Regions from separate parts of the Homo sapiens genome. Here region 2 is linked to region 1. The links are chromatin loops, found by intact Hi-C in ENCODE. Cell type or tissue: B cell. All regions are shown on one strand.

What was found. Hi-C counts contacts between places; a loop is a spot of excess contacts. Peaks named below come from ENCODE experiments on the same cell type or tissue, not always from the same donor. Only the 100,000 strongest peaks of a DNase experiment are listed, where the experiment ranks them.
Region 2: a loop joins it to region 1, with 7 times the contacts of the local background. A loop is called at or near these places in 2 of 110 quality-filtered maps.

What each region holds. Positions count from the first base shown.
Region 1 is chr11:75,882,094-75,890,093 of GRCh38, reverse strand. It overlaps UVRAG (UV radiation resistance associated), which reads right to left. Exons shown (of 15, transcript NM_003369.4): 5 at 1,191-1,265. Among named protein-coding and RNA genes, the nearest start is that of UVRAG, 71 kb to the right of the region's middle. RefSeq lists an enhancer at 3,053-3,102. In B cell, no CTCF peak of the experiment used is centred here; DNase peaks (open chromatin) are centred at 2,963 and 3,313; H3K4me3 peaks cover 835 bases; H3K27ac peaks cover 5,119 bases.
Region 2 is chr11:75,820,196-75,828,195 of GRCh38, reverse strand. All of the region lies in intron 1 of UVRAG (UV radiation resistance associated), which reads right to left. Among named protein-coding and RNA genes, the nearest start is that of UVRAG, 9.0 kb to the right of the region's middle. RefSeq lists an enhancer at 3,701-3,780. In B cell, no CTCF peak of the experiment used is centred here; DNase peaks (open chromatin) are centred at 1,565, 3,166, 3,645, 5,453 and 3 weaker places; H3K4me3 peaks cover 4,091 bases; H3K27ac peaks cover 8,000 bases.

The sequences.
Region 1 (8,000 bases):
CATCACTCTGACCTTCCTTTAGTCCCTAAAACTCATCATGTTCCCTTCTATTTCATGGCCTTCCAACATGTTAACCTCCTCTGGCTGAAATGCTCTCTCTATTCAGCCCCTACTCCCTACTCCCTTTACACAGTTCACTTCTATTCATCATCTGGAGTGTAGCTTTAAAAGTCAAGTCCCCAAGAAGACCTTTCTTGAGCCCTTAGAATAGGTTAGGCCCTCATTATATGCTTATATAGCATTTACCACCATTTGTGTTTACATGTTTATCTGTTAGATTACTGTATCAGTGTTTGCCTCTTGCATATATACTCCACAACAGCAGGAAATTATCCATTTGCTCACCACTGTGTTCTTAGCACTTGGAGTACAGTACAGTGGCTGACATACAGCAGGCGCTCAATAAAATGTTGTTGAATAAATGAAGTACTCTAAGCAACAGCATTTCAGACAACCAAGAGCTATGAAGCAACATGATCACTAAGAGCAAATAATGCACAGGGTTGTTGGGTAGAACACCATAGTAGAATAGAAAAAGCACAGGCTTTAGAGGCAGGCAACCTGAAATTTCAGCTCAGCTACTTTCTAGATGGGTGAACCTACGAAGCTCATCTCAAACAACTTTTTTCCTTAACTATAAAATGGAGAGGACAAAACAAACCACATTGGTTTTGGCTAGTATTAAGTGAGGAAAAGGACAAGAATCACCTGGCACAGTACCATAGATAGTAGGTACTTGGTAAATGTGAATTCGCTTCCCTTTCCTTTCTCTAATAACTTTTAGATGTAGAGATAATGCTGACTATAAAACAACCGATTCATAGTTTCTTAAATGTATTGAAAGTTATAAAAGATATCTGAAACATTTCATAAAACTGTATTGCATTTAATCAAAATTCACCATCCTTTCTTAACCCCCAAAGAGTTATGTAGAATAAGAGAAAACAGCTAGCTCCAGATTTCCTGTAGAAAAATTAATATAATCTGGATTTAGAAAAGATGGACTGGATGGTTATGTGCCTTACAGAATGAGTTTTCCCATTAAAAAGCATCCACCTTAAGCCACACTAAGCAACAAATTTAAAGCATGATTCTATTTACACAGAGTTTTCAGGATTATATCTACCCTGTACACCTGCAAGGCACACCTGCACTAAACAAAATTCATAACATTAGAAGGATCTTCTTACCTTATGTTCAAATGGAGCACCATAGTATCCATCATTCAGCCCAAAAATTATTTCATTTTGGTTTCGGGCATGAATCTAAGAGAGGAGGAAAATACAGTATTTGTTATTTTTATTCCGATCATGTTTTAATACAACCAGAGAATGACAGTTACAACAGGATCTACTTCAATACTGAGAAACCGGCTGACTACATCTAAACATACTAGCAGAAAACCAATCACTATTCAAAAGACCAGGTGATCAATTCAGCATTTCCTGCTTTAGTCAAAGGCCTTGCAAAACTATCACATGCAATCACAGGCACCATCACTCACATATCTTTCACAAACATTTCTTGAGGTTGTTATGGAATGGCTATTCCTGAACAATAGGGTATTCAGAGGCATATTCTACCCTCTCTAACCCCAAAGAAAACACAATTTATTAATTCTAAAAGTATTTTTTTTTAACATGAAGCCTAGGCCTGGCACAGTAGCTCACGCCTATATTCCCAGCACTTTGGGAGGCAGAGATGGGCAGATAGCTTAAGCTCAGGAGTTCAAGACCAGCCTGGGCAACATAGCAAGACCTCTTCTCTACAAATAACAATAACAATAAAAAATATTAGCCGGGCATGATGGTGCACGCCTGTGGTCCCAGCTACTCGGGAGGCTGTGGTGGGAGGACTGCCGGAGCCTGAGTGGTCAAGGCTTCAGTGAGCCATGATCACACCACTGCACTCCAGCATGGGTGAGGGAGCACAACCTCGTCTTAAAAATAAGAAAAAAAATGAAGCCCTAGAAAAACATAAAAGATTAATATATTCTATTTTCAAAAAGGCAATTTTTAAAAAAGCAATAGTATCCAATCCCTAAAGTCTTAAATGTCTGCAAACCACTCTCTTTTATTACTGTCTGCAAACCACTCTCTTCTATTATTGTCTGCAAACCACTCTATTTCAGATGAGGTGAGCTGCAGTCATTGCATCCCAAATTAAACTTCATTTAAAAGGTGGAAGAATAAAACTTTAAAAATTAAGGAACTGAGGCCAGACACCGGTAGCCTGTAATCCCAGCACTTTGGGAGGCCGAAGCGGGCGGATCACTTGAGGTGAGAAATTCGAGACCAGCCTGGCCAACATGGCGAAACCCCGTCTCTACTAAAAATACAAAACTTGGGGCCCGGCGCAGTGGCTCATGCCTATAATCCCAGCACTTTGGGAGGCCAAGGCGGGTGGATCACGAGGTCAGGAGATCGAGACCATCCTGGGTAACACGGTGAAACCCCGTCTCTACTAAAAATACAAAAAATTAGCTGGGCGTGGTAGCGGGCGCCTGCAGTCCCAGCTACTCGGGAGGCTGAGGCAGGAGAATGGCATGAACCCGGGAGGCAGAGCTTGCAGAGAGCCGAGATTGTGCCACTGCACTCCAGCCTGGGAGACAGAGCGAGACTCCGTCTCAAAAAAAAAAAAAAAAACCTGCGCCAGGCACGCTGGTTCAAGCCTGTAATCCCAGCACTTCGGGAGGCCAAGGCGGCGGATCACTTGAGGTCAGCAGTTTGTGACCAGCCTGGCCAACATGGTGAAACCCCGTGCCTACTAAAAACACAAAATTTAGCCGGGCATGGTGGCGGGCGCCTGTAATCCCAGCTACTCGGGAGGCTGAGGCAGGAGAATCGCTTGTACCCGGGAGGCGGAAGTTGCAGTGAGCCGAGAGCACGCCGCTGCACTCCAGCCTGGGCGACCAAGCAAGACCTTGTCTCAAAAAAAAAGAAAGAAAGAAAAAGAAATTAGCTGGGCGTGGCAGTGCACATCTGTAATTCCAGCTACTAGGGAGGCTGAGTGAGGCAGGAGAATTGTTTGAACCCGGGAGGCGGAGCTTGCAGTGAGCCGAGATCACGCCACTGCACTCCAGCCTGGGCGACAGAGCGAGACTCCGTCTCAAAAAAAAAAAACAAAATTAAGGAACTCAGATTAAAAAAAAAACTCGAAGTAGTATAAAGTGTCCAACTATGAAATATATAAATAGCTTTAGTTACTTCATCAGAAAGAGTTGTGGCAAAAAAAAAAAAAATTCTTCTGCCGTGAAGGTTTTAAGTGAAAGTTCAAGTGGGGGAAAGACAAGAGGGACTACCAGAACAGAATCTCTCCTTTCTCTACCTAGAGATGGAAAATAGTCAAAGCCAGCAGCAGAAGATTCCTGTGAACACTTCCCTGACTTCTGTATCTCCTACCTCTATCACCAAAGCAAAATTAATCACATACTCCCTGTTTATCCACATCATTTACTGAACTGAATACAATACCAAAAGATAAGTCTGCAATCATAAGTTTAAAATAAAAACTATAAATCAATCTCAAGGAGTTTTTCACCTTGGAAAAGAGAAAACATTATGAAAGCAGTCTCAAGATTAGAAGGATCCTGAAATTTAATAAACATAAAACATTTTTACACATATATACCTGGGGAAAAAAAGATTAAAATTATATTCACCAAAATGTTAACAATGGTTACAGCTGGGCAGAAGAATTACGTGTAATTTTTTATTCTCTTTTCTGTGCTTTTCTAAATTTTCCAAATTGTCCACAAACAAAATTAGAAGAAAATAAAAATATACACTTAAAGAAAGGGATGGGAGAGTATGGGGAGAAACAAATCTAACATGAAGGTAAAGTTCTCAAAGTGTAAACTTCATGAAGACGTGCATTAAAATAGTTTGTTGAAAAATAAGAAACAATATAGTACTAGTACTTGAAAAGATACGGGGTTAAAAAGTAAGTAACCTGAGTTCTAATTCCAACTTTAACTGTTTCTTAAGGAACTCTTCAGAGAAGGGAACTCTGACTTGTTTTACAGCCCTGGTACCCCTACTCTATCCAACATATAGTAGTTTATCAATGTTAATGGTATATACTTTAATTCCTTCATCAGCCAAAAACCAGAAAACATTTCCTGCCCTACCTTGCATGAGTGTCATAAAAACGGTGAGATAATAAGATATGAAAGTATTTTTGGAAATTAGATGTAAAAAACATTGATTAAAAAATCTAATAATGTATTAGGAATAAGGCAACCATAAAACTCAGAAAGATCCCTTTGTTCCTGACTAATAAATATGCTTAACAAAACTGGCTGTATCATATTGCACACTACTGTGCACATTTCCGAACTGCTAAATTATGCTAATAAGCGTAATGTGTACTATCCTTTACTTATCAATTATAGGTTAATGGCCTAACAATAATTGTATTAGAATCCTAATATGGAAACTATAGAACTTAGAACTTAACCACAACCTCGTATTTTGATATCTTTACGAAAAACAGCATACTTTTTAAGACAGCTGCTAGGATTAGTGAAATGAATAATACATACAGTCTGAGCAATGAAACAACTAATGGCCTAAATCCACCAAACACTGCGCGATCTTTGGCAAATCACTGAATCTTTCTGAGCTTCTGTTTTCTTAAATACTGAGGAAGAAAACAATACTTGTTCACATGATCTTCAAAAAGCTTCAGGTCATTGTATGTATGTAAAAAGATACCCAAACACTGAAGAGGTATACAATTGTTGTTGTTATTAATACAAAGTTCTAACCACTTAAACTAAGCACAAGAATTTCTTCCATAACACGCAAGTTAGGATGATACATGACCCATGTAAGCAATCTACAAAAGAAATCTACCAAAAAAAAGTACCAGATTTGATTTTTGAGTTTAGCAAGGGTGTAGAATACAAGCTCAGTACAGAGATATATATTTCTACATATACTAGCAAAAAAAATTGAAAACAGAAATATTAAAAAAGAAATACCATTTAAATTAGCATAAAAATCTATAGGTATAAATCTAACAAAATATGTGCAAGATCTGTATGCTGAAAACTACAAGAAAATTTTTATAAATGGAGAGACATATCTATAGACTGAAAGACTCAATACTATTAAGAAGTTAATTCTCCCCAAATTTTCTTAGATTCAACATCTATCAAAATCCCAGGATTTTTATAGAAATGGACAAACTGTTCTAAAGTGTATATGGAAAGGCCAAAGACCTAGAATAGCCAGAAATTTTTTGAAAAAAGAACAAAGTTGAAGAACTCATTGACTGAATTCTAGACACATTTTAAAACTACAGTAATCAAGACAATTTGGTATTGGCATTAAGACAGAAATACAGATCAATGAAACAGAACCACACAAATGATTCTCAACTACTGATTTTCAACAAAGATGACAAGGTAATTCAATGGAGAAATAATAGCCTTTGCAACAAAGAGTACAGGAACAATTGTTCATCCATCTGCAAAACAATGAACCTTGCACTTTATATAGAAAATTCAAAATGGATCATTGATGTAAATGTAAAACCTAAAACTATAAAACTTCTAGAAGAAAACTTACAAAAGAAAACAAAGGAAAAAGTCTTTGTGACCTTGGGTTAGGCAAAGATAAGACACAAAAAGCATGTAACACAACAGCAAAAACTGACATAGTGGACTTCACCAACATTAAAAAATGAAAAGACAAGCCACAAACTGGCAGAAAATATTGGAAAATACATATCTTATAAAGGACTGATTTATATCCAGAATACATAAAGAACTTTACAACTCAATAATTCAAACAACCCAATTAAAAATGAGCAAAAGATCTGAACACTTCACACAGAGAGAGAGAGAGAAAGAGAGAGAGAGAGAGAGAGAGAGAGACTGATCTCAAATAGACTTTTTGCTTACAAGGCTCAATTTAATTTTGTCATTAGGAAAATTCAAATTAAAACTACAATGAGATACCACCTCAAAATTTAAAAAGACTGGCAATCACAAGTGATAGCAAAGATGTGAAACAAACAGAACTATTATACATTGCTGATGGGAATGCAGGATGTTATAGTCACTTTGGAAAACTGGCAGTTTCTTATAAATTTCAACATACATTTACCATTAGACCCATCAATTCCATTCCTGGAGATTTACCCAAAAGAAACACAAAGACCTATATTTAAATATTCATAGTAGCTTTATTTATTATGGTGGTGGTTACTCAACTCTATCGGTTTTTCAAATTCATTGAATTGCACACTTTAAAAAGGGTGGATTTTATGACATGTAAATTGTACCTCAATAAACCTAACTTAAAAAAAATACTTTATTCAGAAGTCATTCCTCCCTGATTCTATACAAGCTGGTCTAAATATCTCTTCCCCGTACGACTCTCACAGCTCTCTATGAAGGTATTCATCAATCATCAGTACACCGGGTCTAAGAACCTTGTCCTACAAATCTCTGGATCCTTAACACAAAGAACAATGCCTGGTAGAAAGTATATGATCTATCAATGAACCTAACTGATTCTGGCTATTATCCTAAAACATCTTAGCCTCATGTTCCTCCAAAACTTTATAACTCTATTTAATCTTATTTTTAGCAGTATGTTACTTGTTATAGCTATTTTATAGATAAGTTTTGACTTTCTACAATGATCTTAAGTTTCTATCTGGCTTTAAGAAACATGTTTTTTCTTTTTTTTTTTTCTTTTCTTTTTTTTTTTTTGTTCTCTGTTACTCCAGCATAACTGACTTTATATGAAGACACCTGAATGCCAACTCTCTGAAAGTAGGGCTGGTTAGATATAAGCTCAGCTGGGTATGGCAACAAGACCACCACCGAAGGAAAGTGTGACTTGAAAAACATGATGAAACCCATCTTCACTAGCCAAAAAAGCCCTTCAGGCCTAGAGCCCTGCAACCAGAACGTTAAGAAGCACCATCCTCCATGAAATATAGATACTTTCAAGTAGAAGAGAAACAAGTACTTAATATCAGAGTCTATCCAAAGAGAGCCAAGTATGGTATGTGGGAAGATAGATGGGATATATACCCCAGTGCAGGGATCTGGTTGGTCAGTCTAAAGGCAACAAGTACCTGGTAGCAAAAAAGAAAACAAAGGCCCTGGCCTAAACCAAAAGTCATTATTTTCTAAGTTTTAATTAAGATAATCCCTAAAACAGAGAAAAAAATTAAGATTTTTTAAAAAATGTTTAAATTGTAGTTTAGAATGTAGTTTAAAGAACATATATATTATATGCACTGTTCTGGTCACTATAGGACACAAAATAAAAAAAATATGTTAAAAGCATGATCTCACTTGTCCGTGGAATCTAAAAAAGTTGAACTCATAGAAGTAGAGAGTAGAATGGTGGTTAGCAGGAGCTGCGTGGAGGGGAGGAGGCTTGGGAAGATGCTGGTCAAAGGATACAAAATTTCAGTTAAATAGGAGGAATAAGTTCACGAGACTACAGCATGGTGACTACAGGTAAAAAATTTAAAAATAAAAAGTATGGTAAGCAAAATGAGCACAGAGATTTTTAGTTTTTTTTAGATTTTCAAAAAAAATTTTTTTTTTTTTTTGAGATAGAGTCTCACTCTGTCACCCAGGCTGGAGTGCAGTGGCGCCATCTCGGTTCATTACAACCTCCACCTCCCCGGTTCAAGCAATTCTCCCACCTCAGCCTCCTGAGTAGCTGGGATTACAGGCACATGCCGCTGTGCCCAGTTAATTTTTGTATTTTTAGTAGAGACAGGGTTTGCCATGTTGGCCAGGCTGGTATCAAACTCCTGGCTTCAAGTGATCCTCCCGCCTCAGCCTCCCAAACTGCTCCCAAGGTTACAGGCATGAGCCACCACACCTGGCCCAGATTTTCAGATTTTTAACCTGAAAAAATGCAGAATTAAGTTGTTTCTTTAATAAGAAACATCTCAGAAAGTATTATATTGAATAAATATGAAGAAAGCATCAAGATGTTTATAGATAATCTATGACTAATATT
Region 2 (8,000 bases), 62 kb after region 1:
CAATTCATGAAAACAAGTCTGAAATATCTACTATACATATATAATTCTATAATGGTACCAATTCTATCCTGTAATGAGTATAGTCCTGTAAATTATCCTAGACCTGTAATGAGCACCCCACAGCCTACCTGCCAACCTTGCTTCATAATCTATTTTCAGAATAAAAAACCAGAAAGCTTTCTTCATGTTGCTACTTCTCATGTATACTTAGATATTAACATCTTAGTGGATGAAAGCAATACTGATTTTCTTGAGGACAGTCTTATTTTCATTAAAAGGAGACAACGTTAAAAAAAAAAAGGTTTTTCAAAATCCTAAGCAAGATTATTTTTATTTTGTATTGTTTAAAAGTTTAGTTTTCTGGATTAGCTCTCATACAAAAGAATGATTGGAATTAAGGAAGGAAATAGTTCATATCCCCTGAAAGATGTAAGTAGGCTGGCAGACACAAGACATACAGTTCCGAATCCTGTGCCTAACAATTCAAACAAGGCACTTTAAAAGTATCTATTGAATAAATGGCTCTCAGTTTTTCCTATCCTGCACTCAGAATTAGTTTTTTGTTTGTTTGTTTGTTTGTTTTTGAGACGGAGTTTTGCTCTTGTCGCCCAGGCTGGAGTGCAGTGGCGTGATCTCGGCTCACTGCAACCTCCGCCTCCTGGGTTCAAGCAATTCTCCCGCCTCAGCCTCCTGAGTAGCTGGGATTACAGGTGCCCGCCACCACGCCCAGCTAATTTTTTGTATTTTTAGTAGAGATGGGGTTTCGCCATGTTGGGCAGGCTAGTCTCGAACTCCTAACCTCAGGTGATCCACCTGCCTCAGCCTCCCAGTGCTGGGATTACAGGTATGAGCCACCGCGCCCCGCCCAGAATTAGTTTTAACATACGCTAATATGAACACACGAATTACTTGTATTCACTGTTAAACCCTTAATCACAAAAGCTACACTCATGTTAAAGAGTATAAAATTTTTCCTGGAGAAAAAAAAAAAACAGATCATAAGCCTGATTCTCATGTTTACTTTTATGATCTATTAAGTCTGATTCTCACTTTTACTTTTATGTCTTCCCTTTTTTCTTTCCCAGGAGTCTACTGACAAAAGCCAAAGGTTGCTGCTAGTTTCAGCTTCCTGGTGTTCCTCATTATTTTCAAAAATGTCTGACTGCATCTTTTGGACATTATAAAAACCACAGTAGGAAAAAACGCCAGCTATTTCAATGGACCAACAAAGTGAGACTCCAAAGTGGTAAGTTCTGATGCTCAACTTCAGCATTATCAGTCTCAGCCTCTCAATCAATAAGCACACTATACTGGAGTTTTCACAAAGAATGGATAAGTAAAATGCCTAATAACATTACTACCACATAGGGTCTACAGCAATCAACACCAAATATTACACAGAATAAAACCATCAAAAAACCAGATGGTTACTCTTTCAGAAACTTAAAGAGGCAGAGAACAGAAGTTCTTAAGTAGAACATTTAAAAAAAAAAAAAAAAAAAGATAGGCATGGTAAGTACCCAGGGACAAAACAGGAAGACTGATCATTTAAGCTCCAGAGGGACATTCCAAAGTTTCACTCTAATTCACACCATAAAAGGGACGTGGGAGGGTGGACTCTGAGTGCTCTGCCCTTAAAGAGAACGTTAAAATACAGCCTCTCCTCCATTTCAGTTCTAGCCTAAAATCCCCAAAGCTGTGAGGCTAATGTTGCCAAAGGACCGAGTGAAGTTTAAGAAACAAGTTCTCGGCCAGGCTCACGCCTGTAATCCCAGCACTTTAGGAGGCAGAGGCGGGTGGATCACGAGGTCAGGAGTTTGAGACCAGCCTGGCCAACATGGTAAAACCCCGTCTCTACTAAAGATACAAAAAATTAGGTGGGTGTGGTGGTGGGCACCTGTAATATCAGCTACTCTGGAGGCTGAGGCAGGAGAATCACTTGAACCCAGGAGACAGAGGTTGCAGTGAGCCAAGATCGTGCCACTGCACTCCAGCCTAGCGACAGAGCAAGACTCCGTCTTAAAAGAAAAAAAAAGGAAAGAAAACGAAACAAGTTCTTGGCCAGGCACAGTGGCTCACGCCTGTAATCCCAGCACTTTGGGAGGCCAAGGTGGGTGGATCACCTAAGGTCAGGAGTTCGAGACCAGCCTGGCCAACGTGATGAAACCCCATCTCTACTAAAATTACAAAAATTAGCCGAGCGTGCTGGCAGGCGCCTGTAATCCCAACTACTAAGGAGGCTGAGACAGGAGAATCGCTTGAACCCAGGAGGTGGAGGTTGCAGTGAGCCGAGATCACACCACTGTACTCCAGCCTGGGTGACAAGAGCAAAACTCCATCTCAAAAAAAAAAAAGAAACAACTTCTCAACACACCCAGCCAAGAACAGTGGAACTGTTCACAAGACCCAGGTTCTGTTTATTTCTCTGCCACAAGCAGGAACAAGACACAAGACAGATCTGTTAAACTAATACTCTTTACTAAATACTCCAGGGCAAGAATAAATAGCTAGAACAAGTCTGTGGCCAGGCAAATAGCTTCACCTCAGAGGGCTTCAGGTTTTGCATCTGCAAAATTCCATGATTCAAAATTCATGTTTCCATCTTAAAATAAGATGGAAAACAAGGTTATGTGATACTAAATCAAGAAGGTATACTATGAATTGTAAAATTCCAATGTCAAGTTTCCATTCTGTGTGTACTCGTCTACTTTTATAATCTAAGGAGGCAACTGCTAAAATACTGTACAAGGCATTGAAAAAATTTAACAATATAAGACTTTACTGGCCAGGCACAGTGGCTCATGCCTGCAATCCCAGCACTTTGGGAGGTCGAGGCAGGTGGATCACCTGAGGTCAGGAGTTCGAGATCAGTCTGGCCAATGTGGTGAAACCCGTCTCTACTAAAAATACAAAAATTAGCCAGGTGGGGTGGTGGGCACCCCAGCTACTCGGGAGGCTACTCGGGAGGCTGAGGCAGGAGAATTACTTGAACCTGGGAGGCAGAGGTTGCAGTGAGCTGAGATCGTGCCATTGCACTCCATTCTGGGCGACAACAGGGTAACGCTGTCTCAAAAAAAAAAAAAAGACATTACTTATGTCATTAAACCTAAAACAAAGCATAAACCTAAAATGTTTCAACCTCTCTCATAAGACAGATGTCTTTTTCTAAAACACCTTCAGTTTGTAGCTGTACACATTCCAGTACGTTGAAAATGACAAACTTGGCCGGGCGCGCTGGCTCACGCCTGTAATCCCAGCACATTGGGAGGCCGAGGCAGGCGTATCATGAAGTCAGGAGATCGAGACCATCCTGGCTAACACGGTGAAACCCCATCTCTACTAAAAATACAAAAAATTAGCCGGGCGTGGTGGCAGGCGCCTGTAGTCCCAGCTACTAGGGAGGCTGAGGCAGGAGAATGGCGTGAACCCGGGAGGCGGAGCTTGCAGTGAGCCGAGATCGTGCCACTGCACTCCAGCCTGGGCGACAGAGTGAGACTCCGCCTCAAAAAAAAAAAAAAAAAAAAAATGACAAACTTCTTTTTCTCCCCAGCAGTAACATGTCTGACAGGTAAAAATACACAGCTTATCAAAAATACACATTTGGAAACTATGAAAATCTAATTTTTTTTCATTCTACCATACGTTTCACTTCAGGCCCAACTTATTAGTTTCAATTCTGCTTGTGCTCTATTTCTAGTCAGTTTCACTTCTGAATTTTCTACCACAAAGAATTGTGATCCTGTAGAGACATTTTAAAGTAAACACTAAATAAACATAGCTTTTCCTTTCAAAAAAAAAAAAACTCATTTTCACAGGAAAAAGAGAAACAAACAAAAAACATAAATTCCTAATAGCATTTTGTCACATAAAAATAATGATTTCAAGATGCTGATATCTTAAGTTTCTGAGGCTTCCTCATATCATTTTATTTATAAGAGCCAAACCAGCACAAAAAATTGCCATCATTTTACTTTTTAGATACTCAACTATATATTACATTTTTTCTTCGAGTTACAAGGGGCTTAGTAAATATTTGCAGAAGGAATGAATGTACACGGCATGGTAGTGCATTGCGTGAGGCACATGTTCCTGATAAGATGAACGGCCTTGCCAATAAAGCTGATTTTTTTTTTAGTAATAGAAAAATGATTAAATTAGATTAGCAAAAGTAGGGTATCCAAATAAACATAAACACAGAAAGGGAAAATATTTATCCTATACAGCAAAATCAAGCTTTAGATCTACTTTTCTGCTTCTATCATGTTTTTTTGCATGGGTTTCAATACCACTGAATCCAATCTTTCCTTGTTCTCTTTAGGCTGTAAAGTTCTTCAAGGGAAAGACTCATAAACAAAAAAACTGTACATGAGTTCCTACTAAATCATCAGCACAGTGTTAGGCACAAGTGCTGTAGGAAATAAAATATAAAGCCTGATGGTCCCAAACTCTGAGGTACTTAAAACTTTTCACCAGAACCCTGCAAAGAATGGGTGTCTAGGGCAAACAGGAAACACCTAGATTGTAGTCCCTTTGTTGACACTCTGTGTGACTTTAAGTTACCGGCCCAGTGCAGTCGCTCATGCCTGTAATACCAATGCTTTGGGAGGCCAAGGCGGGAGGATTGCTCGAAGCCAGGAGGTAGAGACCAGCCTGGGCAATATAGCAAGACTCTGTCTCTACAAAAATTAAAATTAAAAAATGAACCAGGCATGGTGGTGTGCACCTGTGGTCCCAGCTACTTGGGAGGCTGAGGCACATAATTTGAGTCCAGGAGTTAGAGGCTGAAATGAGCCATGATTTAATCTCCCATACAGAAAAATTCCAAATAATTTATGTAGATACTCTACCCTCAAGAAGGGGGAGCACAGATCTCACTCAAGTGTGGACTACACATAGTGACTTCCTTCCAAAGACTACAGTATAGAGGGAAGGGGAGGAAGAGTAACCTTATAGCAGAGAAACCTGACAAACACTACCTGTGGCCCTTCAATTTACAATAATAAATATATACTTTGGTCTTTGTACACAGTTCCTGGTGCAGAGCTCTTAAAACCTCTGTCATTCCCTGGGTGCCATAGGGGTACTAGGAGAATCTTTACTTTTCATATTTGGTCTTTGACCCCAGTTCCAGACACAACGCCTAGTCCCTCAGCGTTTCCTAGGTGAGGAACATCCTTTGTTCTAATGAGACAACTCTTGGTGAGCTCCTAGAAGGAGAATGGTCACCAGAAAGACCAGGCCATGATCAGAAGCTTGGAACTTTCAGCCCCACTCCCCATCCTCCAGGAAGGGGAGAGGGGCTGAAGACTGACTTAATAATTGATCATGCCTACATGATGAAGCCTCCATACAAATCACAGAACTACAGGTTTTGGAGAGTTTCTGGGTTGCTGAACATGTGGAGGGTGGAGCTGCCATGAGAGGGCATGAAAGCTCTGGGCCACTTCCCCCATACTGTTCCCTATGATATCTTCCATCTGGCTGCTCGTCTGTATCCTGTGTAATATTGTTTATTTAAAAAAAAAAAAAAAACAGTAAGTGCAAGCAAGGTGCTTTCTTGAGTTCCGTGAGCTGCTCTAGTAAATGACTGAGCCTGAGGAGGGGAACATAGGAACCCCCAATTTATAGCCAGTCGGTAAGAAGTTCCAGAGACCCAGACTTACGTCTGGCATGTGAAGTAGGGGACAGTTTTATGGGTCTGAGCCTTTAACTTGTGGAATATGATACTAACTCTAAGGAGATTGTGGCAGAATTGAATTGAATCATAGGACACCATATTGGTGTTCACTGGAGGATCGCTTGGTGTGTGGGGAAAAAGCCCCACACATCTAATGTCAGAAGGGTTATGCTGATAGTATAACAGTGTAATAGGAGAAAACAGCTAGTTTGCCTTTCCTATCATATGCTACCACAGCTGGTGATGATAAAAGTTAGAATCAACAGTGATAAATCAGCCAGGCATGGTGGCTCATGCCTGTAATACCAGCACTTTGGGAGGCCAAGGTGGGTGGATCACCTGAGGTCAGGAGTTCAAGACCAGCCTGGCCAACATGGTGAAACCCCGTCCTACTGAAAATAGAAGAATTAGCTGGGCATGGTGGCGGGTGCCTGTAATCCCAGCTACTCAGGAGGTTGAGGCAGAAGAATTGCTTGAACCTGAGAGGTAGAGGTTGCAGTGAGCTGACATTGTGCCATTGCACTCCAGCCTGGGCAACAAGAGCGAAACTCTGTCTCAAAAAAAAAAAAAAAAAAAACAGTGATAAATCATGTTAATAATATGTACGTAATATATGAAAATGGCACTTTACCTCTTAAGTCTTGCTCCCAAAACACCACCACCCTAGTCTAATCATAAGAAAAAACATCAGACTAATTCCAGAAGAGTGGCATCCTACAAAACACCTGACCAATACTCAAAACTGTCAAGGCCATCAAAAACAAGGAAAGTCTGAGGAACTGCCACAGCTAAGAGGAGGCAAGAGACAGGACAACTAAATACAATGTGGTATCCAGACAGGATCCTGGCACGGAAGAAGGACATCAGGTAAAAACTAAGGGTTGGCTGGGTGTGGTGGCTCATGCTGTAATCTCAACACTGCTTTGGTTGGCCAAGGCAGGAGGATCTCTTGAGCCCAAGAGTTTGAGACCAGAGTGAGACTCATTTCTACGAAAAATTTTCAAATTAGCTGGGCGTGGAGGCACATGCCATTGTAGTCTCAGCTACTTGCGGGGGTGCTGAGGTGGGAGGATCACTTGACCCCAGGAAGTCAAGGCTGCAGTGAGCCATGATCATGCCACTGCACTTTAGCCTGGGCAACAGAGTGAGACCCCGTCTCAAAACAAATTAGCAAACAAACAAAGGACCCATCAAGAGATGAATGAATAAACAAAATGTAGTATATACATACAACGGAATACCATCTGCCTTAAAAAAGGAATGAAATTCTAACATACCCTGCAACATGGATGAACCTTGAAAACATTGCAAAGTGAAATAAGCCAAACATAAAAGGACAAATACTGTATAATGCCACTTATATGAGGTACCCAGAATAGTGAAGTTCATAGAGACAGAAAGTAGAACAGAATTTACCAGGGGCTGGTAGGAGGCGAGAATGGGGAGTTGTTTTCTGTTTGGGATGATGTAAACATTCTGGAAATATACAGTGATGATGGTTGTATAACATTAAGTATGTTTTTAATGCCACTATATTGTATACTTAAAAATTATTTAAACAGCAAATTTTATGTTGTACATATAGTTAATCACATTTAATCACAGTCTTCCAGGCTGGAGTGCAGTGGTGCAATCAGGGCTCACTGCAGCCTTGACATCAATCCTCCTGCCTCAAGCAATCCTCCTGCCTCACCCTCCCAAAGTGCTGGGGTTACAGGCATGACTCACCAGGCCTGGCCACAGTTGTTCAGAACTAAGAAAATCTAAATGAACTATGGACTTTTTTAGTCAATAATATATAAATATTGATTCATTAATTCTAACAAATGTACCATATGTCAAGGCAGATGTTAAGAATAAGTGAGGCCGGGTGCGGTGGCTCATGCCTGTAATCCCAGCACTTTGGGAGGCCAAGGCAGGTGGATCACCTGAGCTCAGGAGTTCAAGACCAGCCTGGCCAACATGGCAAAACCTCATCTCTACCAAAAATACAAAAATTAGCCAGGAACAGTGGTGCATGCCTGTAATCCCAGCTACTCAGGAGGCTGAGGCAGGAGAATCGCTTGAACCTGAAAGGCGGAGGTTGCGGTGAGCGGAGATCGCACCACTCCACTCCAGCTTGGGTGACAGAGTGAGACTCCGTCTCAAAAAAAAAAAAAAAGAATAAGTGAAACTAGGTATAGAGTATATGGGAACTTTCTGTACTATCTTCTCAATTTTTCTATAAGTATAAAATTTTCTGGCTGGGCGTAGTGGCTTATGCCTATAATCCCAACACTTTGGGAGGTCAAGGCGGGAGGATATCTTGAGGCCAGGAGTTTGA